Regions from separate parts of the Homo sapiens genome. Here region 2 is linked to region 1. The links are chromatin loops, found by intact Hi-C in ENCODE. Cell type or tissue: tibial artery. All regions are shown on one strand. Each heading gives the region's core, and the rest is flanking DNA. Links, peaks and the distances in the headings are about the cores only.

The links. Peaks named below come from ENCODE experiments on the same cell type or tissue, not always from the same donor. Only the 100,000 strongest peaks of a DNase experiment are listed, where the experiment ranks them.
Region 2: a loop joins it to region 1, with 6 times the contacts of the local background. A loop is called at or near these places in 2 of 110 quality-filtered maps.

The regions. Positions count from the first base shown.
Region 1 is chr16:15,399,830-15,409,058 of GRCh38, forward strand. All of the region lies in intron 1 of MPV17L-BMERB1 (MPV17L-BMERB1 readthrough), which reads left to right. MPV17L (MPV17 mitochondrial inner membrane protein like) reads left to right here. Exons shown (of 4, transcript NM_001128423.2): 2 at 958-1,028; 3 at 7,995-8,024; 4 at 8,104-9,229. The coding sequence ends at 8,283. Among named protein-coding and RNA genes, the nearest start is that of MPV17L-BMERB1, 8.7 kb to the left of the region's middle. In tibial artery, for the core only: no CTCF peak of the experiment used is centred there; a DNase peak (open chromatin) is centred at 5,143.
Region 2 is chr16:15,448,094-15,458,735 of GRCh38, forward strand. All of the region lies in intron 1 of MPV17L-BMERB1 (MPV17L-BMERB1 readthrough), which reads left to right. The region is part of intron 1 of BMERB1 (bMERB domain containing 1); the gene reads left to right. Among named protein-coding and RNA genes, the nearest start is that of BMERB1, 19 kb to the left of the region's middle. In tibial artery, for the core only: no CTCF peak of the experiment used is centred there; no DNase peak of the experiment used is centred there; H3K27ac peaks cover 410 bases.

The DNA.
Region 1 (9,229 bases), core at 1,230-9,229:
TCACCTCAACCTCCAAATCCTGGGTTGTGTAGTGGTACAATCTTGGCTCACCGCAACCTCCACTTCCTGGGTTCAAGCGATCCTTCTGCCTCAGCCTCTCAAGAACCTGGAATTACAGGCATATGCCACCATGCCTGGCTAATTTTGTATTTTTAGTAGAGACGGGGTTTCTCCATGTTGGTCAGGCTGGTCTTGAACTCCCAACCTCAGGTGATCTGCCAGATCAGCCTCCCAAAGTGCTGGGATTACAGGCATGAGCCACGCGCCCAGCCCACTAGCTTTTTTAAAAAGACAGAAATTAAAATTTCAAAATGTTCAAATGTTCAACATTTCACAAAATGTTTGGAAGGTAGAGAAAGTAACCAATAGACCCACTATTGTAACCTGATTGTTTTTGTGAATTGTTAGTTTTTGAAAAAATAATCGTTCTGCTATAATTTTTATACTCTGCTATTCTCACTTCGTATTTATCATTCCTTTAAAATTTATCTAGTTTTAGAGTGGAGATTATGTTTTCTTTTTTTTTTTTTTTTTTGTTTGAGACAGGGTCTTGCTGTGTTGCCCAGGCTGGAGTGCAGTGGCATGATCACAGCTCACTGCAGCCTCCACCTCCCAGGCTCAAGCGATCCTCCCACCTCAGCCTCCTGAGTAGCTATGACTACAGGCACGCTACTACACCTGGCTAATTTTTGTATTTTTTGTAGAGATGAGGTTTTGCCCTGTTGCCCAGGCTGGTCTCTTAACTCCTGGACTCAAGCAATCTGCCTGCCTCGGCCTCCCGTTACAGGCTTGAGCCACGGCGCCTGTCTATGTTCTCTTTTCACTGTTGGGTCAGAGGGTCATATTGTTGGATGATAGTGATGGTTACTTTGCATTTTGGAATGGGAAACTTAAACATGAACTGTTATACGGTACTCTACTGAATCTTTTAAAATTTTTTTTGGGTTTTGCAAATAGGTATGAGCATTCTCCAAGGAAAGGATGACATATTTTTGGACCTGAAACAGAAATTCTGGAATACCTATCTGGTAAGATAGGCGTTTGAAAATGTAATCACTATATTTTTGTGTATATATGTATATATATGTGTATAAAAATATATGTTTTGTGTTTATATTTATAAAGATTAAAAAATCTTTTAATTGACACATATAAGTACATATTTTCATATACATGTGATAATTTGACACGTGTTTAATCACATCAGGATTTTTTTGTATGTGTGTGTGTATATATATATATATATATATATATATATTTTTTTTTTTTTTTTTTTTTTTTTAATTAAAAAAACCTTTTTCGAGACAGGGTCTCATTCTGGCACCCAGGCTGGAATGCAGTGGCATGGTCATGGCTCACTGCAGCCTGGACCTCCTGAGCTCAAGCGATCCTCCCACCTCAGCCTCCTGAGTAGCTGAGACTACAGGCATGTGCCACCACACCCAGCTAATTATTTTTAAATTTTTTGGTAGAGACAGAGTCTCACTATGTAGCACAGGCTGGCCTTGAACTCCTGTGCTCCAGTGATTCTCCCACCTCAACATTAAGTACATTTTTATTAAACTATTCCTAAATTAGAGCTCCAGTTTGGTTGACAGAAGGGTCCAATATTTTGACATAGAAATCTTAAAGTTATTTTGATAGATGTATGAGGAGAGGTTTTAAGAGTATCTGTACTTCTCATGAACTGGAAAGAAATAATGTCTCTGGGCCCGGTGCAGTGGCTCATGCCTGTAATCCCAACACTTGGGAGGCTGAGGCAGGCGGATCACTTGACGTTAGGAGTTTGAAACCAGCCTGGCCAATATGGTGAAACCCTGTTTCTACTAAAAATACAAAAAATAGTCAGGCACGGTGGTGCATGTCTGTAATCCCAGCTACTCAGTAGGCCGAGGCAGGAGAATCACTTGAACCTGGAGACAGGTTGCAGTGAGCCGAGATCGCACCACTGCACTCCAGCCTGGGCAATACAGCAAGACTCCATCTCAAAAAAGAGAAAAAAGAAGAAAAGAAAAGAAATAATATCTCTGAATTTTAGTCCATGTTCTCAGTGATTTCTGACTTTATTATATTAACTCTTAGTAATGATCACAATTTACTTTGTAAATTTTGCAGCCAAAGGGACAACAATTTATTCTGTAAATTTGGGATTCTATTTGCAAAATAGAGATTATAGATTGTGAGTGGCTTAATGGAATCATTCCCACATTCAGAGCCAATGTTTTCAGGTGAGCATCCTGCGGAGTCCTGGTGAAAAGAACTTTAACATCACAAAGGTATTGATAGAGAAGGAGAAGGTTTCCAAGGGTTATTCCAAGGTTTGAAGCAAATCAGCATTTTTACTGTTTGCTCGGCACAAATATATACAGTCCAGTCCAATACATATTTATTCATTGATTCAGTTAATATTTATTGAACAGTGTCCTTAAGGCCTGGCAAAATCAGGGATGGTTTTCATCTCTGCCCTAGAGCATGTTTGATTGCATTCATCACAAGGAGGTAAATCTTTGGGATTACAGAATGTTCGCAGACTGGCCTAGGGCTTCACATGTTCTTCCTTCCCTATCAAAAGCAGTGTTGAGCCACACCCAGCTATTACCTCCACAGCTTCTAGCATCATCTGTTGGATGGTACCAGGCCCCTGAGCCAGCATTACTTGATGGCTAGAGGCAGAGGATGGAGAGGTTTGAAGTCAGAGGCTTCCCCTGAGCCTCTATACTCAGGAACAGTAACTATAAGTGTGTTCAGAACTCTTGTGATTTCTCTTAGGGCAGAAATTGAGGACCCCATGGTGACAACCAAATGTGATTTTCTTCTGGTTTTGTTTTTTGTTTGTGTGTTTTGGTTTTTTTGTTTGTTTGTTTGTTTTTTGAGACGGAGTCTTGCTCCGTAGCCTAGGCTGGAGTGCAGTGGCACTCTGCAACCTTTGCCTCCCGGGTTCAAGCAATTCTCAATTCTCCTGCCTCAGCCTCCTGAGTAGCTGGAATTACAGACTTGCACCACCACATCCAGCTAATTTTTTGTATTTTTCAGTAGAGATAGGGTTTCACCATGTTGGCCAGGTTGGTCTTGAACTCCTGACCTCAGGTGATCCGCCTCCCTCAGCCTCCCAAAGTTCTGGGATTACAGGCATGAATCACCATACCCAGCCACTTCTTCTGTTTTACTTTAGAAAAAGGAACAAGTTTTTCCATTATGTTGTAAAGTCTATGGAGATATGTACATCTAACTTTTTTTTTTTTTTTTTTAAAGAGCAAGGACCGGAGGCAGTAGCTCATGCCTGTGATCCCAACACTTTGGGAGGTGGAGGCGGGTAGATCACAAGGTCAGGAGATCGAGACCATCCTGGCTAACATGGTGAAACCGTGTCTCCACTAAAAATACAACAAATTAGCAGGGCATGGTGGCACAAGCCTGTAGTCCCAGCTACTTGGGAGGCTGAGGCAGGAGAATCACTTGAACCCGGGAGGCAGAGACTGTAGTGAGCTGAGATTGCGCCACTGCACTCCAGCCTGGGCGACAGAGCGAGACTCCGTCTCAAAAAAAAAAAAAAAAAAAAGAGCAAGAAGTAGGCAGCTCACACCTGTAATCCCAGCACTTTGGGAGGCTAAGGCAGGAGGATCACTAGAGCCCAGGAGTTTGAGACCAGCCTGCGCAACCATAGTGAGACCCCATCGCTACAAAAATAAAATAAATTAGCTGGGCATAGTTGCAAGTGTCTGTGGTCCCAGCTGCTCGGGAGGCTGAGATGGGAGGATTGCAAGCCTGGGAGGTCGAGGCTGCAGTAAGCTGTGATTGCACCGCTGCACACCAGCCTGAGTGACAGAGTGAGACCATGGTTCAAAAAAAAAAAAAAAGAGAGCAGGAAGTAGAATTGGGAAAGAAGCTTCAGGCAGGGATTTGTAAATGAACAAAACCACAGGAACATTTGCATACTGTTTAAAAAAAAAAACTGGTTACAATGAGTGAGTCTCATCTACCCTCAGGAGAAGAAAGAGGGCAAACCAGTAGTCTGAAGCCCAGCCCATCTGGAGATTTTTTGGGAAGATTTCCTTTAAAGAGGCAGGATGGCTCACGCCTGTAATCACAGCACTTTGGTAGGCCAAGGCAGGCGGATCATGAGGTCAAGGGATCGAGCCCATCCTCGCCAACTTGATGAAATCCCCTCTCTACTAAAAATACAAAAATTAGCATGAGCCCAGGAGGTCGAGACTGCAGTAAGCTACGATTGTGCCACTGCACTCCAGCCTGGGTAACACAGTGAGACCCTGTCTCAAAATAAAAAAATAAAATAAAATAAAGATCTGAAGTTATGCACATACTGGGGGACAGGTCATTCCAGGGGCAGAAGAGCTGAGTACAGTTGACAATGCGTAAAGCACCATGGTATGCCTGGAGGGGAGAAACCACAGGCAGTTTGGTGTTCACAGAGTATTTGTTGAGCAACTTGGAATGAGTTTGGATCCTGGAGACTGTTGAACACCCAGAGCTGAGGATCTTGAACTTCACAGTTAGGTAATGGCAGCAAAGGAAACCAAAGTGGGTGGTTATCGTGACCAAGTTCACATAAGAAATAAGGAAGCATATCAGGTGTGGTGGCTCACGCCTGTAATCCTAACACTTTGGGAGGCTGAAGCAGGAGGATCCCTTGAAGTTAGGAGTTCAAGACCAGCTTGGGCAACATAGCAAGACCCTGTCTGTATTTAAAAAAATAAACATGGTGGCTCACGCCTGTAATCTCACCACTTTGGGAGGCCAAGGCGAGCAGATCATATGAGGTCAGGAGTTCGAGACCAGCCTGACCAACATGGTGAAACCCTGTCTCTACTAAAAATACAAAAAATTAGCCAGGTATGGTGGTGAGTGCCTGTAATCCCAGCTACTCGGGAGGCTGAGGCAGGAGAATCACTTGAACCCGGGAGACGGAGATTGTAGTGAGCTGAGATTGCACCACTGCACTCCAGCCTGGGTGACAGAGCAAGACTCCATCTCAAAACAAACAAACAAACAAAAAAGAAATGAGGTGAGTTCAGCTTGGGAAATGTTGAATGTCAGATGCCTTTGGCCTATTCAGAGGGAGATTGCCGAAGCACAGAGGAGAGTTCATGGCAGGGTTTAATTATTTTTAGCGCTCACATGTCCCAGATTCGGCCAGTGGGAGTTCCCCCAAGCTGGTTCCTGTGTCCTGTGCATCACCCATCTTCTTTCTCCTTTACTTCTTTCTTAAGCCACTTCCTTTCTGGCATGACAGCGTGTTCCAGGATCATCTTGTACTTGCACCTGCCCTGCCCTGGCCCTAGAATCAGCCAATTCTTTGAGGCATCCTGCTTCCTTTTAGTGGGGGAATGATTTGAGAACAAAATATACTACTACATGATACTACATTCTGACAAGAAAAAAAACACAGCCATAAGAAATAAAGCCATGGCCAGGCACAGTGGCTCCTGTAATCCTAACCCTTTGGGTGGCGGAGGTTGGAGGATTGTTTGGGGTCAGGAATTCAAGACCAACCTGGCCCGCATAGTGAGGCCTCGTCTGTATTAAGAAAAAAAAAAAAAAGAAAGAAGGAAAGCCATGTTTGGATAAGTTTAGTCTTCTGATTATTTTTGCTAAAGTTTTAATTTTTTTTTTTTTTTTGAGACAGAGTCTCGTTCTGTTGCCCAGGCTGGAGTGCAATGGTGCAGTCTCAGCTCACTGCAACCTCTGCCTCCCGAATTCAAGCGACTCTCCTGCCTCAGCCTCTTGAGTAGCTGAGATTACAGGTTCCTGCAATCACGTCCTGCTAATTTTTATTTTTAGTAGACACAGGGTTTCTACATGTTGGTCAGGCTGGTCTCAAACTCACGACTTCAGGTGATCTGCCTGCCTTGGCCTCCCAAAGTGCAGGGATTACAGGGGTATATTTTATATTTAAAGCATATTTAACAATTAAGGGCCAGGCTCGGTGTCTCACGCCTGTAATCCCAGCACTTTGGGAGGCTGAGGTGGGCAGATCACCTGAGCTCGGGAATTTGAGATGCACAACAAGAGCGAAACTCCGTCTCAAAAAAAATAAATAAATATAAAATATACATTATGGCCGGGCATGGTGGCTCACGCCTGTAATCCCAGCACGTTGGGAGGCCAAGGCGGGCAGATCACCTGAGGTCAGGAGTTCGAGACCAGCCTGGCCAATATCATGAAACCTTGTCTCTACTAAAAATACAAAATTTAGCCAGGCATGGTCGTGTGCACCTGTAATCCCAGCTACTCGGAGGCTGAGGCAGGAGAATCACTTGAACCCAGGAGGTGGAGGTTGCAGTGAGCCAAGATCGCACCATTGCACTCCAGCCTGGGCAACAAGAGCAAAACTCCATCTCAAAAAATATATATATATACATACACATATACGTATATATGTGTATATATACGTATATATGTATATGTATACACACATTATATGTAATATCTACTTTTAAATATAAACATAAATATTATAAAGCTTTTATTGCAATTGTTCATTTTAGAAACTTCAGAAAATACAAATTAGTAAAAAGAAGAAAATAAGTCTGTAATACCACTTTTAAGGACTATTTTGAAAACCTCTAGCTGTTTTTTGAGATAAATTTACATACCAAGACTTTTTTTTAAAAAATCATAATGATGACTTTTTCATAGGACTGTGTAGGATAAAGCTTGTGAAATGTCTATCTAACATATTTTGTAATATATGAAAATTTCAGCTAAACTTGTTCTATAGCATCACATGGTTTCAATATATTATTAGAAAATCATTCCATAAACAATGGTTTGGTATATAGTTTCAACAATTCAAGGCTGGGCACAGTGGCTCATGCCTGTAATCCTACCACTTTGGGAGGCCGAGGCAGGCAAATCACCTGAGGTCAGGAGTTCAAGACCAGCCTGGCCAACATGGTAAAACCCTGTCTCTACTAAAAATACAAAAATTAGCCGAGCATGGTGTCAGGCACCTGTGATCCCAGCTACTCAGGAAGCTGAGGCAGGAGAACTGCTTGAACCTAGGAGGCAGATGTTGCAGTGAGCCAAGATCTTGCCACTGCACTCCAGACTAAGCGACAGAATGAGATTCCATCTCAAACAAAATAAATAAATAAAATAATTCAGCAGGATGAGGTGGCTCATGCCTATAACCCCAGCACTTTGGGAGGCTGCAGTGGGACTACTGCTTTTGCCTGGGAGTTCAAGACCAGCCTGGGCAACATAGAGATACCATGTCTCAGAAAAAAAAAAATTAATTTAAAAAAAAAGAATTCATTGATGATTCTGTATTTACAAATATATTCCTGCATCATTTGTTCATGGTAACCAGGAAATTGCAATGCATATATACATGCTGTCATTTCCAAAGCCGCTGTCTTCCAGAATTGGTACTGATTCTAGTAGACTTTTCATTCTGGTGTTAAAAATATAATTAATATAGGAATGTCTTCTACCTAATAGCTTTTTTCCCCACAACTCCCCAACCCCCTCACTCTAGAGGCCTTAAGTAGTCTAAGTTAATCAGCTTAGTCTGAAATATAATACTACCTAGGCATCTTGTTGGCCTAGTATTTCTTACTCTTTTATGGAATGAACTGTGCAATTGTTTTGTGTGGTTAAAAGGTATTCTAGGTCAGGTATAGTGGCTCACACCTGTAATCCCAGCACTTTGGGATGCCGAGGTGGTGGATCACCTGAGGTCGGGAGTTCGAGACCAGCCTGGCCAACATGGTGAAAACCCGTCTCTACTAAAAATACAAAAATTAGCCAGGTGAGGTGGTGTGTGCCTGTAATCGCAGATACTCAGGAGGCAGAGACACGACAATTGCTTGAACCCAGGAGGCAGAGGTTGCGGTGAGCTAAGATTGCACCACTGCACTCCAGTCTGGGCAACAGAGTGAGACCCTGTCTCAAAAAATAAAAAACAAAATAAATAAATAAAAAATAAAAGGCAATCTAATAAAGTTGTTGCTTTTTTTTTTTCCCAATTCCAGAGTGGACTGATGTACTGGCCCTTTGTACAGGTAAGTTCCACCTACTCAGTAATATGAACTCAGGGCTTTGGTTTCCATGTGGCCCTAACGGACTCTCTCTCTGTTCCAGCTGACCAACTTCAGCCTTGTTCCTGTTCAATGGAGAACAGCTTACGCTGGAGTCTGTGGTTTTCTCTGGGCCACCTTCATCTGTTTTTCCCAGCAGAGTGGTGACGGCACATTCAAGTCAGCTTTCACCATTTTATATACAAAGGGGACCAGTGCCACAGAAGGGTACCCGAAGAAATGAGAAGTCAAGGACTCTCTTAAAGGGACCACATTTTTTACCTAAAATGCACAGAATTGCCTGCAGACAAAATATTTGATGTGCCAATTATGCACTTCATTTTGAGGAATTACTACTATTTATAGACCCACTTTTTAAAAAATTATCAATGATTATTTTTGAATTGTATTCAGACTTTTTTCCTGTTCTAGTCTGAAATATTACTTCTCTAATATTTTGGTTAATATGAATAATAGTGGCAAAATGGCATTTTAGAATTATTAATATTTCTAATATTTTAACACAAGTTTCAGGAAACTTGGTTTTGATTGTTCACATTTCTATTCTAAAATCTCAGGTTATCTCCTGAACACTTTTGGGCAGATGAAGTTTTATACCAAAAAATAGTTCTTAGAGTGAATTTTAATTTACATAGAACTCAATCGAAATGAAGATTTAATAACCAGATTTCTTTCTCCAAAACATACACAATTTGTTATTTTAGTAAATACCTTTTTTTTTTTTTTTTTTTTTGTGGTGGAGTCTTGCTGTCTCCCCGGCTGGAGCGCAGTGGCACGATCGCGGCTCACTGCAGCCTCCATCCTCTGGGTTCAAGCAATTCTCCTGCCTCAGGCTCCTGAGTAGCTGGGATTACAGGCACGTGACACCAGGCCCAGCTGATTTTTGTATTTTTGTTCATTTGCTTTTGTTTTTGACACAGAGTCTCGCTCTGTCGCCCAGGCTGGAATGCAGTTGTGAGATCTCGGCTCACTGCAAGCTCCGCCTCCCGGGTTCACGCCATTCTGCGTCAGCCTCCCAAGTAGCTGGGACTACAGGCACCTGCCACGATGCCTAGCTAATTTTTTGTATTTTTAGTAGAGATGAAGTTTCACCGTGTTGGCCAGGATGGTCTTGATCTCCTGACCGCATAATCCACCCACCTCGGCCTCCCAAAGTGCTGGGATTACAG
Region 2 (10,642 bases), core at 1,124-9,123, 48 kb after region 1:
TGGCCAGGCTGGTCTCAAACTCCTGACCTCAGGTGATCTGCCTGCCTTGGCCTGCCAACGCGCTGGGATTACAGACATGAGCCACTGCGCCTGGCCGGAAGTAGCATTTTAGGAAGGCTTGTCTGGCAATGGTGACCAACTGGATGCAAAGTCAGGGGCCCTGGGGATAAGAAGGTCAGCTAGGAGGGTTTGGAATTATCCCATGATGAGGGCTGTATGTCCAAATATCCATGGCAGGGCTGGAGTCTGCAGGAGCAGTGGGTTTGAAAGAAGGGGCTGATCAGAAATCTTGAAGGGAGAAACCCATAGTAGTTATTATGTCTCAGAAGGAAAGAAGGTCTTCTAAGTGCTCTCAATGTGATAGGCAAGGAAAAACCCTGTCATTAGCCTGAGGTCTTAACCAGTTAAAAATATCAGCATCCAGGCGCAGTGGCTTACGCCTGTATTTGCAGCACTTTGGGAGGCCCACGCGGGTGGGTCACTTGAGTTCAGGGGTTCAAGACCAGCCTGGGAAACGTGGCGAAATCCCATCTACCAAAAATATAAAAATTAGCTGGGCATGGTGGTGCAAGCCTGTAATTCCAGCTACTCAGGAGGCTGAGGCATGAGAATCGCTTGAACCTGGGAGGCAGAGGTTGCAGTGAGCTGACATCGCACTACTGCATTCAAGCCTAGGCGACAGAGCAAGAATCTGTCTCAAAAAAAACTGAAAAAACAAAGAGTTGTTCCTGATGCTGCCGTGAGATTAGCATCCTCGCCTTCTGCTTTGAGGGAAAGATGTGAGATTTTCAGATCAGATACAAAGTAACAGGAATAGGTACCATGAATGGGAACCGGCAGCCAAGTGACAGTGTTGTGATGGGTATAGGCTGGGCTAGGTACTTTACACACCTTAAATTTTTGATTCTTAGATGCCAGCATAGGTGAGGTATAACATTTCAGAGTAAGTCACGTCTTTCTGAAACAACAGAAACAAAAAAACGATAAGGCCCCGTTAAATAACTGGTCCGTTTAGCACTACCTGCAATAGCAAAGATGTGGAATCAACCTAGGTGCCTATTGACAGTGGATTGGATAAAGAAAATATGGTACATATATACCGTGGAATACCACCAGCTAGCAAAAAAAGTAAAACTATGGTCTTTGCAGCAACATGGATGCAGCTGGAGGCCATTATCCTAAGTGAACTAATGCGTGTTCTCACTTATAAGTAGAAGCTAAACATTGGGTACAAATGGACACAAAGGTGGGAACAGCAGACACTGGGGACTACAAGAGGGAGGAAGGAGGGAGGGAAGAGTTGAAACACTACCTGTTAGGTACTTTGCTCATTATCTGGCTGATGGTTTCACCCAGACCCCAGATCTCAGCATCATGAAATACACCCTTGTAACAAACCTGCACATGTACCTCCTTAGTCTAAAATAAAAGTTGAATTTTTTTTCTTTTTCTTTAATTTTTTTTTTTTAAGAGAGGGAGTCTCGCTCTGTCGCCCATGCTGGAGTGCAATGGTGTGATCTCAGCTCAATGCAACCTCTGCCTCCCAGGTTCAAGCGATTCTCCTGCCTCAGCCTGCTGAGTAGCTGGGACTACAGGTGCACACCAACACACCTGGCTAATTTTTGTATTTTTACTAGAGACAAGCTTTCACCATATTGGTCAGACTGGTCTCGAACTCCTGACTTCAGGTGATCCACCCATCTCGGCCTCCCAAAGTGCTGGGATTACAGGCATGAACCACTGCACCCAGCCTACTTTATTTTTAATCTCCATCTAGTATTTAGACTAGAGATGGGCAAATTTTTCTTTTTTGTTTTCTTTAAAATTTTTTTTTTTTTGGTAGAGATGGGGTCTCACTATGTTGCCCAGGCTGGTCTTGAACTCCTGGCCTCAAGTGATCTTCCTGCCTTGACCTCCCAAAGTGCTGGGATTACAGGTGTGTGTCATCACACCCAGCCCTGATACACTTTTTCTGTACAAGGATAGATACTATTTTAGGGTGTGCAGGTCATATGGCCCCTGTTGCGACCACTCAGCTCTACCACCGTACTCCAAAGCTGTAGCCTAAAGCTGCCATAGACAGGCACCTAAGTGAATGGATGTGGCTATGTTTTGTTTCAGCTTGATTGGTGAGCACTGAAATTTGAATTTTATATAACTTTCCCATGTCATAAAATATTATTATTCTTTTGATGTTTTCCCACAGCCATTTGAAAATGTAGAGGTCATCTCAAAAAAGAAAAAAAAGGAAAAGAAAATGTAGAAGTCATCCTTAGCTCAAGGGCCATAGAGAAACTGGCATTGGTCTGGGTTTGGTCTGAAGGCTCATGGATCCCTACCCTAGACAAATAATAGGCATGTAAAAGGTATTCACATCACAGCTGGCTTTTTTTTTGAAACAGAGTCTTGCTCTATTGTTCAGGCTGGAGTTCAGTGGCATGATCTTGGCTCACTGCAGCCTCCACCTCCTGGGCTCAAGCAATCCTCCTGCCTCAGCCTCCCGAGTAGCCGGGATTACAGGCACAAGCCACCATGCCTGGCTAATTGTTGTATTTTTAGTAGAGATGGGGTTTTACCATGTTGTTGAGGCTGATCTCGAACTCCTGGGTTCACAGGATTCATCTGCCTCAGCCTCCCAAAGTGCTGGGATTACAGGCATGACCCACCACGCCCGGCCATAGCTGGCTTTTTGCTTGCTGTGGGAGGAGAAAGTTCTGGCTGCTTGGCTTCGATGCTATGCTTGGCTCTTCCAACCACCATTTGTGGCTTTTTGCTGCCAGAGCTTGTCATGCTGCTGCATTGCCCAAGAGAAAAAGTTTGTGAGGTTCCACGTTCCATCATATCGATGATCATTTTAGGGTTTTCACACACAAGAGACAGGATTATTGCAAGCAACAGCAATGAACTTTGGAAAACTCAGAGGTTTTCCAAGTGTGAGATTTAAAGCCTCATGCATGAAACTTTAAATTAGTTTAAGGGGGCGTAACCAGCATAAAAAAAATGAAATAGAAGGAAATAGGAAATAGAAAGCTGCATCTATGCTGCTAAAGTTAAGTCTTATTTCCGTGCAACCTTTCGTTTGTTTGTTTTGTTTGTTCGTTTTCTGAGACAGAGTCTCCCTCTCTGGAGCGAGTCTCACCCAGGCTGGAGTACAGTGGTGTGATCTCTGCTACTGCAGTCCCTACCTTCCGTGTTCAAACGATTCTCCTGCCTCAGCCTCTTGAGTAGCTGGGACCACAGGTGCATGCCACTATGCCCAGCTAATTTTTAGTAGAGATGGGGTTTCACTGTATTGACCAAGCTGGTCTCAAACTCCTCACCTCAAGTGATCCACCCATCTCAGCCTCCCAAAGTGCTGAGATTACAGGCATGAGCCACCATGCCCGGCCTATTTTGTCCAACGTTTGTTTTACTTATGCCTATGTGTGTATGTACATACTGGGTCACTCTTAGTATTTCTTTTTTTTTTTTTTTTTTTTTTTTGAGACAGGAGCTCACTCTGTTACCGAGGCCAGAGTGCAGTGGTGCAATCATGGCTCACTGAAGCCTTGAATTCCTGGGCTTAAGCGATTCTCCCACCTCAGTCTCCTGAGAAGCTGGGACTACAGGTGGGTGTCACCACACCCAGCTAGCTAACTAATTTTTTTTTTTTTTTTTTTTTTTGTAGAGACAGGGTCTTACTTTAGTGCCCAGACTGGTCTTGGACTCCTGGGCTCAAGTGAGCCTCCTGCCTCAGCCTCCCAAAGTGCTGGGATTAGAGGCATGAGCCACTGCATCTGGCTCTCTGAGTATTTCTTACTGTGATCCACAGTAAGTAAACTTATTTAAATAAGTTTGCAAAGTACAGGAACTTAAGGAAAAGGAATGTATCTGGAAATCCTTCCAGAATTTAAAACAAAAAATAGCTCTAGGCACAGTGGCTTACGCCTGAAATCCTAGCACTTTGGGAGGCTGAGGCGGGAGGATTGCTAGAGGCAAGAGTTTGAGACCAGCCTGGGCAACACAGGGAGATCCCATCTCTACAAAACAGTTCTAAAAATTATCCAGTCATGGGGCGTGCACCTGTAGTCCTAGCTACTTGAGAGGCTGAGGCAGGAGGATTGCTTGAACCCAGGAGTTTGAGGTTACAGTGAGCCATGATTGGGCCACTGCGCTCCAGCCTGGGAGACAGAGTGAGACCCTGTCTCTTAAAAAAAAAAAAAGAAAAGAAGGAAGGAAGGGAGAGAGAGGGAGGGAGGGAGAGAGAGAGAGAGAGAGAGAGAAAGAAAGAAAAAGAAAAAGCTAAACAGCCAGACCTTAGAGAGAAGAGGAACCTTGGTGACTAGGAATTTCCAGATGGCAGAAAATTCCGGGTACTGTCATCTGGCTGAATCAGTCCCACTCTTTTGCATCTCTGAGCCACTGTGCCCAAGATTCAAGTACCTGGGGGAGAACACAGAGAAGATCTCTGCGTTAACCAGAGTCCATTTCTGTTGCTTGCAAATCATCCCATCTCCTGTGTGTGCAAACTCCTAAAATAAGCACTTTTAGAAGAAACGCTGACTCGTACAAACTTTCCCTGTGTCCTAAGGCCTCCTGCCAGCTTTGCAACTGCTGCTCGCGGGCAAGGGAACCTCTCCAGTCTCAGGACAATGGTGGTTGGGAGAAGCTAAGCTAAGGTCAAAGCCAAACACAGCGAGAACTTAGCCTAAGTGTATCGGACCAGCTAGGATCAAGACCCAACCCTTGACTAGGAAGGAGGGCATCTTGAATGCCAGTTCCCTAAGACAGCATTTCACGGGTGAGGTGTATTCTCCCATGGCAAGACATTGGAGGTGCTATCATGAGAGAAAGAACAATGGATGCTTGCAGAACAGAACCCGCAGATGACCACTAAGGAATGACACTGGTTTTCCTTCTCTAATAAAAATAACAACAACAACAACAAAAATAGCTGGGCGTGGTGGCAGGTGCCTGTAATCCCAGCTACTCGGGAGGCTGGGGCAGGAGAATCACTTGAATCCGGGAGACGGAGGTTGCAGTGAGCTGAGATCGCACCACTGCACAACTACCTGGGCAACAGCACGAGACTCTGTCTCAAAAACAACAACAACAAAGAAAAAACCAAAACACCGTTGCTTTTATTCTGATAATAAAACAGGGTTAATGCTCGAAATTTTAAAACTAAAAAAATACCAAAAGTTATAAAAGAGGGCAAATGTCATTTAAAGGAATGCTGCAGCGAGGTAGAGTCTCACACCTGTAATCTGAGGCAGAAGGCAGGAGCTTGAGCCCAGGAGTTCAAGGCCAGCTTGGCCAACACAGCAAGACCCTGTCTCTACAAAAATAAAAATAATTACCTGGGTGTGGTGGTGTACCTCTAATTCTATTATTAGCTACTTGGGAGGCCAAGGCAGGAGGATCACTTGACTCCAGGAGTATGAGGCTGCAGTGAGCCAAGACTGTGCCACTGCACTCCAGCCTGGGCAATAGAGTGAGACCCTGTTCTAAAACTAACCGGCTGGGCGAGGTGGCTCACCTGTAATCCCAGCATTTTGGGAGGCCGAGGCGGGCAGATCACTTGAGGTCAGGAGTTCGAGACCAGCCTGGCCAACGTGGTGAAACCCTGTCTCTACTAAAAATACAAAAAAATTAGCTAGGTGTGGTGGCACGTGCCTGTACACCCAGCTACACGAGAGGCTGAGGCTGAAGAATCACTTGAACCTGGGAGGTGGAGGTTGCAATGAGTCGAGATTTCGCCACTGCACTCCAGCTTGGGTGACAGAGCTAACTCTGTCTCAAAAATAAAATAAAATAAAGCAAACCAACAGAATGCCACCAACCTCCAATAACCACTGAGAGCATCCCTTCAGATGTCCCTTCCTCCCTTCCCCTTTCCTTCCTCTCCTCCTCTTCTTCCTGTTCTGAGTCATGTTTCTCAAGGAGAGACAAGTTGTACTTTGGGATCTGGTCTCTTTTCTCACACATCTCTGCTCTCTAGGGGGGCACCTCCCTCCCTATGGATATCACAGGGAGTTTTTTTCCTTTTAGAGTTTGAATGGAGGAAGACTTCAGACAGAACTGTACACAGCACAGAGCTGCAGAGAAGTGGAAGATTAAGAGAAAATAATGTTGGACAAATTAGATGTAGCTTGTATAATCTGGAGCTACAGTCACGAGAATAGGATGTAACATAAAGTCTAATGTGATTCAGCAAACACACGTTTTCATTACTTTTGTGCAGATGGCTCTGCTAGGTGACTTGGAAGGGAAGGAAACCGAGGCAGTGTTGCTTCCTTCGAGGAAGACAGAGTTGCTTCCTTTCCCCCCATCCACTGGGGACAGAATTTCAAAGAGATTACAGCACAGACCAGCCTGTGGCAAATGCATGAGCCAAGTGTGATGGGGACACAGAGGCGATTAAAATGCAATCATTAGGGCTGGTCATGGTGGCTCACGCCTGTAATCCCAGCACTTTGGGAGGCCAAGGCGGGTGGATCACTTGAGGTCAGCAGTTCGAGACCAGCCTGGCCAACATGGTGAAACCCCATCTCTACTAAAAATACAAAAATTAGCCGGTGTGATGGCACATGCTTTTAGTCACAGCTACTCAGGAGGCTGAGGCAGGAGAATCGCTTGAACCCAGAAGGCGGAGGTTGCAGTGAGCCAAGATTGTGCCACTGCACTCCAGCCTGGATGACAGAGTGAGACTCAGTCTAAAAAAAAAAAAAAGATTGCTGTTCTATTTATGCTGTGAACATTGCTGAAAGATTGAGCAGGAAAAATGGAGATCAATGCTCAGTAAGTTCCACCTGAAAGACCTCCTTTGAACATAGCAACTGTTCACTTGGTGAAATTTGGCTATACAGGTAATGAATACTTTGTGAGAAATCACACTCTGTGGTCTCCGAGTAGCATTAACAATCTCTTGCAACAGAGAAAGCTGAAATGAAGAGGAGAAGTGTAGAAAATGTCATCTGAGGGCGCGCGTGGTGGCTCATGCCTGTAATCCCAGCACTTTAGAAGGCAGAGGCAGGTGACCTGAGGTCAGGAGTTCAGCCTGGCTAACATGGCAAAACCGTCTCTACTAAAGATACAGACATTAGCCGGGCGTGGTGGCGTGCACCTATAATCCCAGCTACTCAGGAGGCTGAGGCAGGAGAATCACTTGAACCCGGGAGATGGAGGTTGCAGTGAGCCGAGATGGCGCAACTGCACTCCAGCCTGGGCAACAAATGGAGACTCTGTCTCAAAAAAAAAAAAAAGAAAAGAAAAGAAAATGTCATACCCAACAGTGTGTTGGGTATGACAACTACTAGTGTGTCCAGCCATCCTGGTTTGCCTGGGACTATCCTATTTTTAGCTCTGAAAAGTCTTTTTAAAATTTTATTTATTTATTTATTTTTGAGATGGAGTCTCGCTCTGTTGCCCAGGCTGGAGTGCAGTGGCATGATCTTGGCTCACTGCAAGCTCCGCCTCACGGGTTCACGCCATTTTCCTGCCTCAGCCTCCCAAGCAGATGGGATTACAGGCATGTGCCGCCACACCTGGATAATTTTGTATTTTTTTAGTAGAGACAGGGTTTCTCCATGTTGGTCAGGCTGGTCTCAAACTCCCAACCTCAGGTGATCCACCAGCCTCAGCCTCCCAAAGTGCTGGGATTACAGGCATGAGCCACCGCGCCTGGCCATGTTAACTATATATTAAGATACGAAACAGCTTTCTTTCAAGGGGTGCAGCTTTAAAACAGTCTACAGTAGCAAGGCATTTAACCTGTACTCGGAAGCCAGGAAACCTTGGCCTGACTTGCCACTGTGTTCTTTGAAAGGTCCGTCGTTAATGTTTGACTATTCTTAATGACAATTTGTGGCTTATCAGGTTGACGTTTTCCTTTCTTTTCAGGCAGCTGAGACTTAAGGGAGTGAAGTAATTTGGTGGTATTCATTGCAGGGGCCACATAGATACTGTCAGTACGCTTTTAAAAATCTTTTTAAAGTAATAGATGCTCATTATAAAAATTCAAACAATACAAAAGTGTAGAAAGTAGAAAGTACTTTCTACTTCAGGAAGAAAATTTCCCACCCTCAAATTGTCATTCCGTCACAAGTTTGATGTGTATCTTCTCAGTGTTTTGTTGGACATATGTTAACACATGGATTTTAAAAAATGAATTGGATGATATGTGTACTAATCAGTCTTCTTTTTTTATTCAAACTATATATCATGACCATCTTTCTAAGTCAGTAATACAGCATTATCTTTTCCTTGTTTTTTTTTTTTTTGAGAGAAAGTCTAGTTCTGTCACCCAGGCTGGAGTGCAGTGGTATAATCATAGCTCACTGCAACCTCTGCCTCCCAGGTTCAAGTGATTCTCATGCCTCAGTCACAGGAGTAGCTGGGACTACAGGCACATGCCACCACACCCAGCTACTTTTTGTATTTTTTAGTAGAGACTGGGTTTTGCCATGTTATCCAGGCTGGTTTCGAACTACTGGCCTCAAGTGATCTGCCTGCCTCAGCCTCCCAAAATGCTGGGAAGACACTGCATCAGCCAAAAAAAGTATCTTGTGTTTAATTTGGCCTATGTCTTCCTTTTCTGATCACTGCATAATTTTTCAGTGTCTGGTTATACCTTATTTTTTCTTAATTAATTCTTTATTGATGGACAGCTAGGTGATTTAACAATTTGATAAAGAATGCTGCAATAAATATCTTTTGTCATTTTTGCACATTGTCCAATTATTTCCTCTATATAAATTCACTTTTTTTTTGATGCGGAATCTCACTCTTTCGCCCAGGTTGGAGTGCAATGGCGCAATCTCGGCTCACTACAACCTCCACCTCCTGGGTTCAAGCAATTCTCGTGTCTCAGCCTCCCGAGTACCTGGGATTACAGGCACGCGCCACTATGCCTGGCTAATTTTTGTATTTTTAGTAGAGACAGGGTTTCACCATGTTGGCCAGGCTGGTTTCGAACTCCTGACCTCAAGTTATCCACCCACCTTGGCCTCCCAAAATGCTGGGATTGTAGGCATGAGGCACTGTGCCCAGCCTCCTCTATACAAATAATTAAAAGTAGAATTGCTGAGTTAAAAGCTTTCAACTAGGTTTAGAATGTGGAAGATACACAAATCTGAATTCACTTTATGGGGTGCATATTTGAGACTAAATTAAAACTAATTAACTTGAGGAAGAAAGAAAATATCGTAATTCAAATGATACTGTGGAAAAAGTAGCAGAGTAGGAGTTAGAATACTTTGGTTCTAGAGCTTGTTCACCTTCCAGCTAACTGGTTGACCTTTGACAAGCTTCTTAACCTTTTTGCACGTCTGACTCTTGCCTCCAGTTGTATCTGGTCTCATGAATCTTCCAAATAATTGACAGAGTCATTTTCTACAATGCGAATATGACCTCTGCTTAAGTCCATCAGGAGCTCACCATTGCCTTTGGGGTGAAGCTAAAACTCCTAGCTAACCATGCAGCAGTCTGTGTTTGTAGCTTCCTCTCCCTCCACGTGCCCAGCCAGGACCTTTGATCCACCTGTTCTCACCTCCTTTCATTGCCTTCAATGCTCACAGTTTGCTAAGCCTCCAGATGTTGGTTCAGGTTGTTCCCTCCTTCTGGAATATCTGGTCCCTTCTCTGACCAGCTGACTTCTACTCATTCTTCAAGAAATAGCTTGGACTTTGTATTAGTCCATTCTCACGCTGCTATAAAGAAATACCCAAGATTGGGTAATTTATAAAGGAAAGAGGTTTAATTGACTCACAGTTCCGCATGGCTGGGGAGGCCTCAGGAAACTAATAATCATGGTGGAAGAGAAAGCAAACATATCCTTCTTCACAGGGCAGTAGAAGAGAAAGAACGAGCAAGAACAGGGAAAACTGCCTTAATTAACCATCAGGTCTCTCGAGAATTCACTCACTATCACGAGAACAGCATAGGGAAAACCACCTCCATGATCCAATCACTTCCCACTAGGTCTCTCCCTCAACACCTGGGGATTACAATTCAAGATGAGATTTGGGTGGGGACACAAAGCCTAACCATATCAGACTTCTTACCTTCTCAGAAGACTTTCCTGACACCTACAGGTTGAACTGATGCCTCTTCTCTTGGCTTTTGTGAAGGCAGCATATTACTTTACACATCCTCTGTAAATAGCACACACTGTATTACAACGGCTGACTTTCTTATCTGGGTCACTTCATTCTTTTGAGGGCAGAAACCGTGACCTGTTCATCTTTGAATTTATAGTATCTACCACAGTGTCTGACACATACAGATGTTTGCTGAATCTTTGTGGAATAAAACAATTGATCTATAAAATAAGTGATTGGATTCAGTAATACAAAATTGCAGCCAAGTATGGTGGCTCACACTTGTAACCCCAGCACTTTGGGAGGCTGAGGTGGGTGGATTACCTGAACTCAGGAGTTTGAGACGAGCCTGGGCAACATGGTGAAACCCCATCTCTATAAACAATATGAAAAAATTAGCTGAGTATGGTGGTGCACACCTGTAGTTCCAGCTACTTGGGGGGCTGATGCAGGAGGATTGTTTGAGCCCAGAAGGTCAAGACTGCAGTGAGCTGTGTTGGCACCACTGCACTCCAGCCTGGGCAACAAAGTGAGACCGTGTGTCCAAAAAAAAAAAAAAAAAG